2 separate regions of the Mus musculus genome follow, and region 1 is linked to region 2. The links are chromatin loops, found by intact Hi-C in ENCODE. Cell type or tissue: heart. All regions are shown on one strand.

Evidence for each region. Hi-C counts contacts between places; a loop is a spot of excess contacts. Peaks named below come from ENCODE experiments on the same cell type or tissue, not always from the same donor. Only the 100,000 strongest peaks of a DNase experiment are listed, where the experiment ranks them.
Region 1: a loop joins it to region 2, with 2.6 times the contacts of the local background. A loop is called at or near these places in 13 of 42 quality-filtered maps.

What each region holds. Positions count from the first base shown.
Region 1 is chr2:30,166,820-30,174,819 of GRCm38, forward strand. It overlaps Endog (endonuclease G), which reads left to right and starts at 4,705. Exons shown (of 3, transcript NM_007931.1): 1 at 4,705-5,247; 2 at 6,023-6,132; 3 at 6,872-7,250. The coding sequence starts at 4,756. The coding sequence ends at 7,154. Spout1 (SPOUT domain containing methyltransferase 1) reads right to left here. Exons shown (of 12, transcript NM_172660.4): 12 at 6,628-7,366. The coding sequence ends at 7,274. Gm31080 (a long non-coding RNA gene) reads left to right here. Exons shown (of 4, transcript XR_866091.1): 4 at 3,478-3,516. In heart, a CTCF peak has its summit at 82 (motif pointing right); DNase peaks (open chromatin) are centred at 4,622, 4,982, 6,982 and 7,092; H3K4me3 peaks cover 2,072 bases; H3K27ac peaks cover 1,371 bases.
Region 2 is chr2:30,282,171-30,290,170 of GRCm38, forward strand. It overlaps Dolk (dolichol kinase), which reads right to left and starts at 4,184. Exons shown (of 1, transcript NM_177648.3): 1 at 2,059-4,184. The coding sequence starts at 3,861. The coding sequence ends at 2,257. It overlaps Nup188 (nucleoporin 188), which reads left to right and starts at 4,246. Exons shown (of 44, transcript NM_198304.3): 1 at 4,246-4,300. The coding sequence starts at 4,269. In heart, no CTCF peak of the experiment used is centred here; DNase peaks (open chromatin) are centred at 3,261 and 4,191; H3K4me3 peaks cover 2,553 bases; H3K27ac peaks cover 1,846 bases.

The sequences.
Region 1 (8,000 bases), 120 kb before region 2:
CAGAGAAAGGCACAACCAGAACCAAAACCAACCAAAACCAGAAAAATACAGTTTGCAGTAACAAGTGCCAACCAGAAGGTGGCGCTCTCACACATGACAACTCATAGTACTGCACAGATGTTTACTGAGACCTGTAAAACTTACCATGGCAGTATAAGTCATTTATCTTTACACAAGTTTTCATTCCACTCTGTAGATCTCACAGAAAACTTCTAACATTTAGACAAATTAGCCGCCACACAAATCACAAGCTTTTGAGCCACTTTGCAAGTACTCACTTGCTCAGACCTCATAGGAAGCTTCTGACACTCAGATTCCTTAGCAGGGCTCAAACCTAGAAGAATTGCCATGGCAACACAAGCCACCAGTTTCCACACAAATAAATCATCTCAGCATGACTGGAAGAGTTTCACATTTACCTTTACACAAGCTTGTTCTGTTCTGTTCTGTTTGGCAGATTTCACAGAAAGCTCAGACAAATTCAGCTCTCAGACAGGCAAAAAGCAGGAACTTTAACATGGTATTACAAACATAAAAAACAAAAATACCTAGACTGGTTTTGCCCCTCCAGATTGCTAGTCCTGTGTATCATGGGGAACTTTTCAGCCAACACATCAAAATGTAGTGCCAGGGAATGTGATTAACAAAAACAAGACAGGTGCCGGGCGTGGTGGCTCATGCCTTTAATCCCAGCACTTGGGAGACAGAGGCAGGTGAATTTCTGAGTTCGAGGCCAGCCTGGTCTACAGAGTGAGTTCCAGGACAGCCAGGGCTACACAGAGAAACCCTGTCTCAAAACAAAACAAAACAAAACAAAACAAAACAAAACAAGACAGGAGCTGATCTGATGCATCTCACAGCAGGGTCTTCATTCTATTTGAAGTCCCCCGACCCCTATCCAGTGCACCACTTTCATGCAAGAGGGTTTTGGTGGTGGTGGTGAACCCTGAATATCTATCAGGTCAAGGCTTTATAATAAGCAGCAAGTGGGGAGCAGGGGAGGGTTAAGCGTGCAAGCATCTAATTGGAAAGCTACCGTGACTTTTAACATAAATGGCTGGTGCTGGAGTCATATCCTAAATTTATATTCCTGTCATCAACTGCATCAGTGGTCGTTAGGCAGGGGGTGGGCTTGTAACCTGGGGGTTACCTTTGTTGTTTGTTGGGGGAATAACCTGGAGACACTGGTCTTGTTGGGGATTAGTCTAGAGACTGGAGCTAGGCTTGGGTTTTGTTGGGGGCAGGGGAGTGGCAACTTGGAAACTAGTGCTAGGTACCAGCCTGTTTATCTGAGTTCAAACTTAGATCAGGTTCTCTAAAATGCAGTCTGAACTTAAACAATTTGGCCTCCCAAGCACATCCTTGCTGTCTTCAAACACACTAGAAGAAGGCATCGGATCCCATTACAGATGGTTGTGAGCCACCATGTGGTTGCTGGGAATTGAACTCAGGACTTCTGGAAGAACAGTCAGTGCTCTTAACCACTGAGCCACCTAACCAGCCCCTGTCCTCTGTCTCTTATTTGTGGCATGTGATGGCTTCCCCTCCTTTGGAAAAGTGACATGAGTCGAGCCCTGTGCCCATGGTGTGAGGTGTGGCTGGCTTAGCACTCGCTCAGATGAGGTAAGGCTGTCCTCAGTGTACATTCCCCTCAGCTACCTGTTCGTGATCCATCACATATAATGAATATCTTCTGCTCCCCATCTTTTTTGTCCAGCCCGGTAACTAAAACCCTGCCTACCTATTCTCCCCAGTGATTGGCTGTCACCACTTTTATTTAACCAGTCAGAGAAGATAGGTGAGCGAAGTTCATACACATCGTCTGGTGGCTGTGATCCTGCGCTTGTCTAGACTACAACCAGATCTTCAGGTCCAGTGTTTGACATCTGAATACATAGCAGCACCAGACCAAGCACTGCCGTGGGCATAGGCCTCTTTAGACTACTTCCTGCTGATTAGGGGCATTGGGTTCCATGGGGGCAGATCTGTTTGTTTGTTTGTTTTCAGTTTTTTGAGACAGGGTTTCTCTGTGTAGCCCTGGCTGTCCTGGAACTCACTTTGTAGACCAGGCTGGCCTCAAACTCAGAAATCCGTCTGCCTCTGTCTCCTAATTGCTGGGATTAAAGGCGTGAGCCACCACACCCGGCCCATGAGGCGAATCTGACATCCATCCTCAGGATATCTCCAACCAGCAATCCAGCAAAACAGCAATAGCAACAATGGACCAATAGCAAATGCAGCAGCAGGGACCAGTGGCAGCAGGGCCCACAGCCATCACAGGCCCTCTCAGGGTTCTCAGCTTTATTCCCTTTCAAGAGTCCCCAGAATTACAAACATAAACTATCTGCAGCTGCCAAAAATGCTGTCCCTCCTAGAGCATGAGACAATCATAGTTATCGGCTGTGCACAGTCTGAAGCAGCCCCATATCCCACACTTGGGATTAAAACAAAATCATGTTCACGAAATATAACTGTGGTTTTTTTGTTTTTTTTTTTTTTGGTTGGTTGGTTTTTTTGTTTTGTTTTTTGTTTTTGCTGTTGTTGTTGTTTTGAGACAGGGTTTCTCTGTATAGCCCTGGCTGTCCTGGAACTCACTTTGTAGACCAGGCTGGCCTGGAACTCAGGAATCTGCCTGTCTCTGCCTCCCGAGTGCTGGGATTAAAGGCATGTGCCGCCACCGCCCGGCTATAACAGTGTTTTTAGAGAAACCAAAGTTGTAGGCTTTAGAGATGGCTCAGAGGTTAAGAGCACTGACTTCTCTTCCAGAGGCCTTGAGTTAAATTCCCAGCAACCACATGGTGGCTCACAACCATCTGTAATGGAATCTGATGCCCTTTTTCAGTGTGTCTGAAGACAGTGTACTCACATATATAAAACAAATAAATCTTTTTAAAAGAAAAAAAAAGAAAAGAAAAGAAAAGAAAGCAAGCAAAATTCTGGTCACTTGAGCTGAATCCTTCACCTTAGAACTGCAGAGGCTGCACAGTTCAGAATATAATGGGTCCCGAGAACTGAAGCTATAGGACATTGTGAGCTGCCTGTCACTTAACTTGGGTTCTCTGCAAGAGTTGAATATGCTCTTTAAAAAACAAAATTATGGGGCTGGTGAGATGGCTCAGGTGGGTAAGAGCACCCGACTGCTCTTCCGAAGGTCCAGAGTTCAAATCCCAGCAACCACATGGTGGCTCACAACCATCTGTAACAAGATCTGACTCCCTCTTCTGGAGTGTCTGAAGACAGCTACAATGTACTTACATATAATAAATAAATAAATCTTTAAAAAACAAAACAAAACAAAATTATGTTGTCTATATAGGTGTTTGCCTACAAATCCTTTGGTGTTACAGATGGTTGTGAGCCACCATATAGGTGCTGGGAACTGAACCTGGGTCCATTGCTAGACCAACATGTGCTCTGAACTGCTGCACCATGTCTCCAGTCTACAACTTTGTCTTTTTTTTTTCATTTTTTCAACAGTCTGTGGTGACATACACCTTAAATTCCAGCACTTAGGAGGCAGAGGGAGGCGGATCTCTGAGTTCGAGGCCAGCCTGGTCTACAGAGTGAGTTCCAGGCCAGCCAGGACTACACAGAGAAACCCTGTCTAAAAAAATCCAACCAAGCAAACAAGCCCAAGTTTCATCATAACATGTTCACACATGTACACGGTATTTGTATGATTTCCCTCCATTGCCTTCTTACCCATCAACACCTGCAGATGCCCTATTTCCCAATGTATCTTAAAAGAAAAAAAATTATTATTCAGGCTAGAGAGATGGTTCAGATGTTAAGAGCACTGGCTATTCTTCCAGAGGTCCTGAGTTCAATTCCCAGCAACCACATGGTGGCTCATAACCATCCATAATGAAGTCTGGTGCCCTTTTCTGGACTGCAGGTATCGTGCAGGCAGAACATTGTATATGTAATATATAAATAAATCCTTTTACAAAAAGAATTATTCTATGGATATGAATACACTGTCTTCAGACACACCAGAAGAGGGCATCTGATCCCATTACAGATGGTTGTGAACCATCACGTGGTTGCTAGGAACTGAACTCAGGACCTCTGGAAGAGCTCTTAACCCCTCAGCCATCCCCCCAGCCATCCCCCAATTATCTTTTAATGTATAATTGGTTTTGTCCCATGCTAATGAGTGTGGCTCTGACTGTACACTCTCAGCCCTATTTTCTTCAGTTTTTATGTATCGGTCTTCCTCCGTCTTAATAGGTTGTAAGGAAGTTGATGTCTTAAAATATTCATAAGTTAAATACTATTCCATCTGAAATGTAGGAAATATCTTTAGCCAGCCCCTGACCTACGGACAGGAAACATTGGCCAACACAACATACTTCCCAGGCCAAACCCTTTAAGTGGGTTGAAAAGTATGACCCTAGCATAGCTATTTTCTCTAACCTTATATAGCAAGCTTAGGTTCCAGGCGGCTATCAATAGCTACACCTGCATTCTTCTGTTAATCAATCTAGAGAAATCCTTCGCTCGTTTGGTGGCAGGAGGGTGGGTGCACCTGAGGGGTCTGACAGATCTGGGGTTCTGTCCTGTTTAAAAGCAGGGCCATGTGAGGTGTACATGGCGAGGCGGAGCCCGACGTGGAACGACCAATGGCAAGCGAGTAGGGCGGCACCAGGACCCAGCTACGTCTTAAAAGGGCAGCTGAAGGGCGTCGGGGGCCACGCCAGCACAGGCTCCTTCACTCTGTGCTAACATCAGTAGCGTCCTTGTCCTCCGGTAGGCATGCGCGCGCTGCGGGCCGGCCTGACCCTAGCGCTGGGCGCGGGGCTGGGCGCCGCGGCAGAGCATTGGCGGCGGCGGGAGGGCAAAGCGCCGGGGCTGCTGGGCCGAGTGCCATTGTTGCCGGTGGTCGCGGCCGATCTTCCCGCGCTGCCGGGGGGACCGGCGGGCGGCACCGGGGAACTGGCCAAGTACGGGCTGCCCGGCGTGGCGCAGCTCCGGAGCCGCGAGTCCTACGTGCTTAGCTACGACCCGCGCACGCGCGGTGCGCTCTGGGTGTTGGAGCAGCTGAGGCCAGAGCGGCTCCGTGGCGACGGGGACCGTAGCGCCTGCGACTTCCGCGAGGATGACTCTGTGCACGCGTACCACCGCGCCACCAATGCGGACTACCGCGGCAGTGGCTTTGACCGCGGCCATTTGGCCGCCGCCGCCAACCACCGCTGGAGTCAGCGGGCCATGGACGACACCTTCTACCTGAGCAACGTAGCGCCTCAGGTAGTCTCGGACCCTGGTCGCCCGCCCGACTGCAGCGTCTAGATCTTACTTTACACGTGCACCGTGGCGGGAGGGAGGAATCTTACAGTGGCACTGCAGAATCCGGGGTTTATCCTTCTTCAGCCTCCCGTGGGAAGCAGTGCACCAAGTAGTGACGGGCTGCAGCAATGCCTGTCAGCAAGCCACCCAGTGTGCTTCCTCAGGGAACCCGGGAGCTTGACTCCTCAGTCTACCCTGCTGGCCTAGGGCCAGTCAGGCCTCCAGGGCACACTGTTAGCACTGCACCTGCTCCCAGCAGGGTCTTGATTGTGAAGTAGGTTCCTGGGACATCCACCCAGTGGATGGAGATGGACAGGAGACCATATCCCACCCCACACCTTTTGTTGCTCGATTTTCCAGGCTGCCCAGGAACTCAAGAGATCTGCCTGCCTCTGCCTCCTGAGTGCTGGGATTAAAGGTGCACACCAGCACTGTCCAGTCCCCGTGCCTTTAGAGCTTGACCTAAGGTTTGGGAGTTCCAAGAGACCTTGGGGGTCTCTGAATGACTAATGTCCCCTCCTTCCTCCTTCCCTTGAGATGGGGAAAGCTTAGAGCATTGGAGTGCCAGGAATGGAGTGTGGCTAGCACTGGCTCAAAAACTGTAGTCACAGAGCCGTAAGGAGGGAGCCCTTCTTTGAGCCCTTGTCCTTCAAATGTTTGGGCATTGACATTAAGAGCTGGGGCATGCCTAATGGAAGGTCCGAGGTGTGCTCCTGAGCCTCGCTTCTCCCACCAGGTGCCACACCTCAACCAGAATGCCTGGAACAACCTTGAGAGGTACAGCCGCAGCTTGACGCGAACTTACCAAAATGTCTATGTCTGCACGGGGCCGCTTTTCCTGCCCAGGTAAGCCTGTAGCTGACGGGGCCTCCGACTCCTGTTCTCCAACCTTGGGCTTTCTGTGTCACTGTAGCCAGAGACCTTTGGGTGGCCTAGAACTCTGCTGTGCCCTCAGGTGCCTGGCCCCACACCTGCCTTTGCTCCCCACGTCTGACCTGCCTTACCACCTGTAACCCGTGGCTGCACGGGAGGCTGTCACCCTTGCCTCTGACGTGCTAAGGATTCCTGGCAGACAAATGAGCTGAGCTCCTCGGGAGGGCACAGAAAGCAGCAGCAGCAGCAGCAGCAGCAGCAGCAGCACGGGCTGCAGCACGGGCTGCAGGAGGCAGCGGCTGCTGCGGAAACCAGAAGCTACAGGCATCCACTACAGGCCATCTGGCGTGGCGCGGTGTGACGCCACCCGAGCACCAGGCTGGGGCTGGGGTTCCCCAGCATGGCCTCCCACTCGTGCTTGTTAGGTGTACTGCCTACGGGACAGGTTACAGTCACGTGAGCATAGGTGAGCATCAGGGTCTAGAGAGCTCATTCCTCTAGCTGCGTTTATTGCCTCCCATTCTGTCTGAAGCAGTATTGGGCAGAAAAGCAGAGGTTAAGCATTGGTCCCCACCTTACATAGTTCCCAGACCCAAGGAGGCACCAGGCCCAGCACAAACTTCTTGCTTGTTGGAAGTTAGGAAGGCTTCCTGGAAGAGGTGACCTTGTATGTAACCAGGCCTCTTGGCCATGCGCCCGGGTCTATCCACAGGACCGAGGCTGATGGGAAGTCCTATGTGAAGTACCAGGTTATTGGGAAGAACCACGTGGCAGTGCCCACACACTTCTTCAAGGTGCTGATCCTGGAGGCAGCCGGTGGGCAGATCGAGCTACGTTCCTACGTGATGCCCAATGCCCCCGTGGATGAGACCATCCCTCTGGAGCGGTTCCTGGTGCCCATCGAGAGCATCGAGCGGGCCTCGGGATTGCTCTTCGTGCCCAATATTCTGGCTCGAGCTGGAAACCTCAAGGCTATCACTGCTGGCAGCAAGTGATGGTGGAGGACTCACTGGAGCCCCTGGGGAGATGGGCTGACTCACATTAAAGGCAGTTATTTTTGGAGAGAAGACTTGACCATCTCTACTCCCATGATCCTCCTGTCCTGCTGCTTCCTCTACATCCTGGGTCCAGAAAGCGGGGAGGCGGGCCTCGATCCCACCTGGGTGAGACCAGGCTGCAGAGCAGCCAGCGAGATGAGTATGGCCTCCTGGAAGAAAAGAAGTTGGTTGGGACCAGGAAGCCAGGCAGCCTTCCCAGCTGCTTGTTTTCAGGCCCCATGTGAGACCTACCTCAGGGTCAGGAGGGATACTGGTGGAACAGTAATTAGTGATATGGGCAAGACTTCAGAGACAGGGAGACTGGGGCTGCCCGTCTGCATAGTCACTGCCCCTGAGGCTGACAGCAACAGAGCCTCCCCCATAATATCCACAGGCACTGAATCCCATGCTAGTCTCCAGGATGGGTGCATAGATCCTGTGGATGCTCAGAGCTTGTGGCACACTTTCCCCCAACACCCAGAGGGACCTAGGATACAACCAAGGAAGCGGAAGCAAGAAGCCCTGCAGAGGGACAGACAGACAGATCACCTGGGTCCCTCAACCTAAGAACACAGGGCTACCACAGGGCACAGGGCCAGGACTGCAACTCTTAATTGCTCTTGTGTTCAGTCCCTGCTACTAGTTGGCTGTGGTAAAGATCCCAGCTTCAGAAAAGCTCTTTAGGCTGGGGCTGGAGAGATGGGTTAGGAGTACTGGCTGCTCTCCGGGAAGTCTTGAGTTCAATTCTCAGAATCCACATAACAGTTCATAACTATTGACACCTGTAGTCTCATGGGATCCGAT
Region 2 (8,000 bases):
TATATATGTCTGCACCACATGTTTGCAGTGCCTGTGAAGGTCAGAAGAGGGCTTTGGATCCCCTAGAGCTGGAGTTGCAGGTGGTGTGAGCTGCCTGGTGCCTGCTGGGAACTGAGCACTTGTCTGTAAGAGCAGCCAGTGTTCTTAACTGCTGAGGCCTCTTTGGCTCACAAAATGACTTTCTCTATCCATCATTCTCTCACTAAAGCCCTGCAGAAAGCCATCAAGGGCACTCCACTGTGCTTGGTGTGGTGACACATAACAATAGTGAGCAACGTTCTGTTGAACTCACCGCTCAGCTTTATCTCCCAGTCCTTACAAGGAAAGGGTCTCTGCAATGTGTATGCATCCAGGACTAGAGACCAGCAAAGGACAAGTGACCTGCTCAGGTCACACAAATACCCAGTCCCCTCCAGGCCTGAGTGTCTAACCTCCAACCTCTTTCTCCTCTTTAGGAAAGGAGAAAGAACCCTGGAGCTAGGAATCCAGGCTCTGGTCTTTCTGGGTCTGGATCTCAGGCCAGGGCCTTCCTTTCTTAGGGCCTTGTCATACTGTTTAACAAAGTCAATGAAGGCCTGCCGGTCACCTCCCTCTCTCCCTCCTTTCTTACTGACTTAGGAGACCTAGCACAGATCTGTGTCCCCATTTGTTGGTCAACCACTTCTATAGCCCAGGTCTAGCCCTCTACCAACTGTAAAGCCCAGCAGAGTGTTTTACAGGGAGCTGATGGGCAACTTTCTCCTACATTGGGCCACCTCCTTTCAAACAGAGAGGGGAGCCTGTGAAGATAGGGCTTGTTACTTTCCTGCTGTTATCTTCTCAGGATGGCAACTGTTCATTTGTCTAGTCAATGTCTACCAAGTTCTTGCCCCGGGCCAGGCTCTGTGTGAACCCTGGGAGATGTGGAGACTCAGGCATGGGACTAGACAGCTTGCACCCACACCTACATGGAACTGTTACAAATTCTCCAGAAAGTCCCCAGCCTTTATGGATCTGTACTCTGCACCAGAAGAGATTAATACAGGTTTGGACAGGTCTGGATTGTGAGGATTGTTGGGTTCATCCTAACTATTTTTGACTCCTCTCTGGGTAGCAGAGGCAGGGTGGGGCCAGCTTTCTTCAGCCTTTCTATGGACACAAGCTGACCTATGGCCTCCCTTCTGTTCTTCCTAGGCAAAGCAGGCAACACTTGGTGCATTCAGTTCTTTCCCTCTTGGGCTTTTCCTCTGAGTGAGGCCACGAGAGGAAAGGTCACTCTGGCTTCCAAGTACGCTCAGCTATCTTCCTCCTATCTTGGCTAGCTTTTTGCTGAGACAAGATTACTCTTGGGTAATAATGACACTTTCTCATACTGACCCATCATGGGTGGGTCACAGTGTGAACACTTAAAATTATTATTATTATTAGCATATGTGGGTGTGACACCTGTGGAGGTGTGCATGAGCCGATATGCCCATGTGGATGTTGAAAGACCAAGCCTGTAGTCTCAGGTCTCTCCTTTCACCTTTGTGTGAGTTCTAGGTACTGATCTCAGGTCCTCAGCCTTGTTTTGCAAGTACTTTTACCCACTGAGCCATCTCACTGACACCCAGGCTGAATACTTTAGACACTTTACACATTTCCTCTCAATAGACTTCCAGTATCCAGTCAGGCTGACATTATTCTCATCTTACAGATAGAACAATTGAGGCTTAGACTCTTTTTTGAGACAGGGTTTCTCTGTGTAGCCCTGGCTATCCTGGAACTCACTCTGTAGACCAGGCTGTCCTCAAACTCAGAAATCTTCCTGCCTCTGCCTCCCAAGTGCTGGGATTAAAGGCGTGCACCACCACTGCCAGATGAGGCTTAGACTTTCTTAAGGCCACACAGTTAATCTGTATGGCCAAGGATTCTAACCAGATTTGTCTGACATGAACACCTAAGCATTATGCTTTCTGTTGATGCCTGCAGGGTGTACTCTAGCCATGCTCTACCCAGATTTTAAAATGGGGGCTCTGCAGCATATTCAAGTTCCTTGAATTGGTGTATGCCTTTAAGCCTTTTTTTTTTTTTTTTTTTGTATTTTAAATATCAGCAAAAATAAAACCAGGAGAGCTTTGCTTCTTTATTTTAAGTCTGAAACAACTTTCTGGCTTCATCTTCCTGGATGAAGCAAAATCTGCTTTCCATCTCTTGATTCTTGGTGTCCAGGTGGCTAGCTGCTGTGGGGACCATTCATTCTATTTCCCTGTTTCCCCATCACAGCTGCTACTGGTACTAGGCCATCAGCAATATCAGTAGGTAGAGAGGCAACAGGAGATTGTCTATCTGAGTAGTGTACGCTTCCAGAAGGGATACAGTGCTGATGGACCCCAAAATCCAGGCATAACTGTAGTTCAGGTCTACTCCACTGTCAAAGATTAAGATTAGAGCTACAGAGATGATTTGTGCAAATATAGATGTCATAGTCCCCTCGAAGGTTTTCTTAGTTCCAGGCCAGCGGATCTCTCCCATGGTGCTGCCAAATATGGAGGCCACAGTATCACCCACACCCACAGCCAAGACCCCAGCATAGGGGACCAGGGCTCTTGCTCCTTCCAGGCTGTCCTTCTGTGTACAGGGTCTGGGGATCAGCCAAATAGGAAGAGACATGCCCAGAAGCAGGTAGATGTGTGTTAGGATAAGGGGTCCACTGTCTCGTTCATCCAGGAAGAGGGACAGAAGGCTTCGCAGAGTGTGACCCAAGGGCTTTATTCGGAAATAGCGCACATACTCCAGGAAGATGAAGACTGCCAGGCACACAGTGGCGGCCACATACAGCAGTGGCCGGTCAAAGATGATGCCCGGGATATAAGTGGCTACCACAATGAAGTGGAAATACTTTCTTGTAATGGTAGGCGCCCTGTGCTTCTTGGACTCAGAAGACGACCGCTTAGCATTCTGGTACAGCACCACCAGGCAGGCCACAGAGGCCAGCAAAGACCAATAGGCAAGGAGGTAGATGCGAGTTTCAGTGTAGAAGAGGAACTGAAGAAGCCAAAGCAGGGGGTTCCTACGAATGAGCCAGTGCAGCCAGGGCAGAACCACACCAAGGCCCAGCACACAGGTCATGAGGTGGAAGAAGATGGAAGAGGCCCAGGTGCCTGAATCCATGAAGACAAAGAGGGTGCTGAAAAAGACACCCATGAGCACCATCCCTACCACCACCACCAACAGGAAGAAGTCCACTGGGTCCCCCTGGCTTTCAGTCAGAGAGCGCTTGATGAGTTGGTTAAGGACGAAGCTAATGCCACCCAATACCAGCAGTGCCTCCCCAGGAGTGAAGCATCGGGGCAGCAGGTACAGCAGGATCATGTTGAGATAAACAAATATTAGCAGGACTTCCAGGACCTCGATCACCTCGCCTACACTGAGCGAGTGCCTCATAATATAAATGATAACGCCTCCAGCCAAACCAGAGATGGCACAAGTATTGGTGGGCACCGGGCGAGTAATGCCCAGTGCCAACACGGAGGAGAAGAGGGCCACTGCCATGCCAGTAGCTGCAACCACAATGCCGAAGCGCTCGAAGTATGGGTTCCCTGCAGTCTGGCAGCGCTCCTTCATGACTAGCCCAAGCAAAGGCATGACCATGGAGGCCGGCAGTAAGCCGCTGTTCGCGGACATCCGGAACTGGAAAACGGCATTGCCCTGCTGGAGCAGCCGGTCCCACTTGTACTGGACGTAGAAGGCCTGCACCGCGAGGGCCACCGCGCACCAGGAGTATCGGTCCCACACTGCAGCGTGGATGCTCAACACCACGGCGAACACCACTGCAGCCTCCGCCAGCACCGACCCGCTCAGCGCAGCCCCAGACTCCTGGGGAGGGCACTGTCGGGTCATGTCTCTAGGTCTGGCGCTCTTGGGAGAAGAAGTTTGGTGACTAGGGACGCCTTGGCCTCTGGGGCCCTCAACCCGCCAAGCAGAGGGGCAGCAATTTCACCCAGCCAGCAACCTTCTCCAGCTTCCAAAAGGGTGTTCCACCACGGGCCACTCTGAGGCCTGGGAGCCGGCGCCCAGTCACCCGCCTCCGCTGTCAACCTACGGTGTAGCAGATGTTTGCCCTCTTCACCGCTCACAGTCTCCACCGCCTCCACCGCGGACTCCCCTCGCACCAGGGCAGCGCCATCTTGACAGCCCCATCTTGACCACGCCCACCATCACGTGGCGGAAGCCCACGCCCCCAGGCTGGAGGATCCCAGTCACGTGGGTACGGCGCATGGGGGCGGGGCTGGGCCGCGCGCGCGAAGATGGCGGCTGCCGCTGGTGGGCCGTGTGTGAGGTGCGGAGTGGGGCGCGGCAGGGGGTGGCCGTGAAGCGCGGGCTGGGAGCTGGGCGGGAGTTGGGACCGGGGCTCAGCCGCAGTGGCAGAGACGAGCCCCGGCTGGGTGGACGGACACTTGCCGGGGAGGCGGTTAGGTCCAAACCGTTCCCGCTCGCGGGGCTGAGGACACTTTTGGAGCGGGCCTGCCGCTCTCCCTTCTCTCTCCGTGGTCCCTGAGCCTCCGGTAGTCCCCATACACCCACGCTTGCTCCACCACGTTGCCTGTAGGCACTGCGGGACATTTCGGGGTCGCCTGGAAGACCCACCCCACTGCGATCCCTTCCTTGCTGTCCCTGCGCCCTGCTCCCCCTCGGGTGTGCCTTGCCCACGCCGCGATTTCTTCCCGCGGGCATCCTTAGTTCCCGCCTTCTTTTATTTTTGGCTAATGCCGATATTGATGCAATCAGCAGGCATGCCTTCATCTTCCATGCGATTCCGGGTTTTGTGCCAGGCTTCGGACACAAGATGAATTACCCCGAAACAAATATACAGTTCTCACTTAAAAGAGTGCTTTTGTTTGTTTGTTTGTTTGTTTGTTTCTTTTTTGAGGTAAGGTCTCTTGCCTCTCGGGCAGGCCTTGAACTCCTTGTTGTCTTGCCTTTGCCTTCTTGGTGCGGAAATTACAGACATGAATTTCGAGCCCTGCTTGCCTTTAAAGAGCGCTTACTAGCGCCAGACCCTGGGAAAGTGCCGTGCAGGCCTTACCTCATTCATTTCTCACGACTAGGAGAGGCGCCTCCTGTTCCACAGGACTCAGAAGTCCAGTTCATACATAGGCAGTCCCCCCTTGTCAGCCCTCGAGATAATCCCCGTGAGCCTTCAGATGGAAGGCTCTAAAGCCTTAACCAGACCTCTGTATGTATCCACATTATAGATCAGAAAGGGTCTTCACTGCCCTTCCTCCCCTTAAATGTAAACATTCCCTGTCAGTCACCTGGAATTGACTCTGCCAGTTTTATTTGGTCTTGTTTCCTGTGGAAACCTGAAACGCCCAGACAGACATGTAATTATCACACACATTGCTGATCTTTCTCTCCATTAGCCTCTTCACCTTCCAGGGGTAACATTTTCTTTGGAGTTTCCTGTGGATAAAGTGTGGTCCTTGCAAGGGCCGGTTTGTTTCATGCCAGACCTTGTATCCACAGCTATGGATAAATACTTGTATGAAAACTGTAAAAAAATGAATTTTTTCAAAAGGAAAGGAAAGTTTTGGCTTGCCAGCAGGCTTTGAGCTTTCTGTGGAACTTAGCAAACCCATCGTTGAGGGAGGACTTTAACTGACTCTAGGGTTTTCATTTTACTTTTGTTTTGAGGTCCTAGGGGTCAAACCCAGGGCCTCAGGAATGCTAGGCAAGCCCTCTAGTATTGAGTCACAACCTGTGGCCCGGGCGCCTAGCAGTAGGGTTCTAGGTGCTGCCTTGCTCTGTCAGGACAGTGCCTTTTAGTGCTGAAAAGCATGCTTCTTAGCAGTTGGGAGTAGAGGGCTGTATTTGAAAAGCTTGAGACCTGGGGCAAGAAACCGTCCATCCTGGTTTTTGTACCTAGTGCTTTTTTGTGGTTAGTCTTAGAAGTCACCTGACCATTTTGAGCTCCTACTTTTCCAAATGGGAATCCTTTTCATCTTTGTGCACAGGTGAACAGGTAGACAGTGGCAGCGTTAGTTTCTGTGTAGACTATAACTGCCTCTCAGACAGACTGTAGTCATGAGAATAACTCAGGTAGCTCAGGGTTATTTTCCATCCAAAAGTCTTTCAAATGTTTTTTCTTGAACATTTTATTTATTGTTTCCATGTCTATGAGTATTTTTCCTGTCTGTCTGTCTGTCTGTGTATCACCTTTGTGTAGTGCCCTGGATCTGAGTTACAGAAGGTTGTAAGTTACCTTGTGGTGCTGGAAATTGAACCTGGATTCTCTTTGCGAGCAGCCAAGTGTAGCCCCTCCCGCCCCAAAGTTTCACCCAGATGGATGTCTCTAAGGGGGGGATGTTCAGTGTCCAATATGCTTTACTTATTTTTAAATTTTATTTTATTTATGTATGTGCGTGTGCGTCAGCAAGAATTTATGTGCACCAGGTGTGCTTGTGGCCACAGAGGCCAGAAGAAGGTGTTGATTTTCTAGAACTGGAGTTACAGGCAGTTGTGAGCTGCTAAATGTGGGTGCTGGGAACCAAACTCTGGTCCTCTTTTTTTTTTTTTTTTTTTTTTTTTTTTTTTTGGTTTTTCGAGACAGGGTTTCTCTGTGTAGCCCTGGCTGTCCTGGAACTCACTCTATAGACCAGGCTGGCCTGAAACTCAGAAATCCACCTGCCTCTGCCTCCCGAGTGCTGGGATTAAAGGTGTGCACCACCACTGCCTGGCTTCTGGTCCTATTTAATAGCACTCATCTCCCCCGCGCCCGCCTGCCTTTCTTTCTTTCTTTCTTTCTTTCTTTCTTTCTTTCTTTCTTTCTTTCTTTCTTTCTTTCTGCCATGGTGTGTGTGTGTGTCAGAGAATAGCCCCCAAAATTCTGTTCTCTCCTTCCATAGTTTCTGGTTTTTCAAGATTCAAGACAGGGTTTCTGTGGGTAGCGTTGGCTATCTTGGACCTCACTCTGTAGACTGAGCTGGCCTTGAACTCACTGAGATCTGCCTGCCTCTGCCTCACAAGTGCTGGGGTTAACTGTGTGCACCACCACCTCACAGCCTCTCCTTTCATCTTAGTGTGGGTTCAAGGGTTGAGTTCAGGTCTCCAGGCTTGAGTAGGATTAGCAAGTATTTGTGTCCACTGAGCCAAAGCTGGCCCTTTGCCTCTTAGAAATAAAATAAAGTTCTATATTGTTTCCTAGAACTTTAGATTAATGATCTATATGGTTTTTTTAAAATTTATTTATTGTTATATGTAAGTACACTGTAGCTGTCTTCAGACACACCAAAAGAGGGCGGCAGATCTCACTACAGATGGCTGTGAGCCACCATGTGGTTGCTGGGATTTGAACTCAGGACCTTTGGAAGAACAGTCAGCCCCTAACCGCCGCTGAGCCATCTCTCCAGCCCCTGTTTGTTTATTTTTACACCTATGTATTTATTGTATGTATGTTGTTGTGTGTTTGCTAAGGAGTGCATGTGAAGGTCAGGGACAACCTGCCAGAATTTGTTTTTTCCTTTCACTGTGTGGGGGGGTCCTGGAGATTTAATTCTTCAGGCTTAGTGGTAAGCAAATGGGTAACCTTTACCCATTGAGTAATCTTGTTAGTCCATCAAAAAAACAAAAACAAAAACAAAAACAAAATTAGTGTGTGTCGGGCTGGGGAGATGGCTCAGCGGGTAAGAGCACTGACTGCTCTTCCAAAGGTCCTGAGTTCAAATCCCAGCAACCACATGGTGGCTCACAGCCATCCGTAATGAGATTTGACGCCCTCTTCTGGTGTGCCTGAAGATAGCTACCGTGTACTTACATATAATAAATAAACAAATCTTTAAAAAAAAAAAATTAGTGTGTGTCTCTGTGTAAGGGAGCATGAGTGTGATACCATGGCAGGTGACCAGGGGACACATCTAAGTCAGCTGTCTGTGTGCTCTGGGGTTAAGAAAAGCTTGCAAGGCTTTTGCGGCAAGAGCTGCACCACCTTGCAGGCCCAGTCAGTATATTTTTAAGAATCTGACCTTTGAAGCTGCATCCTT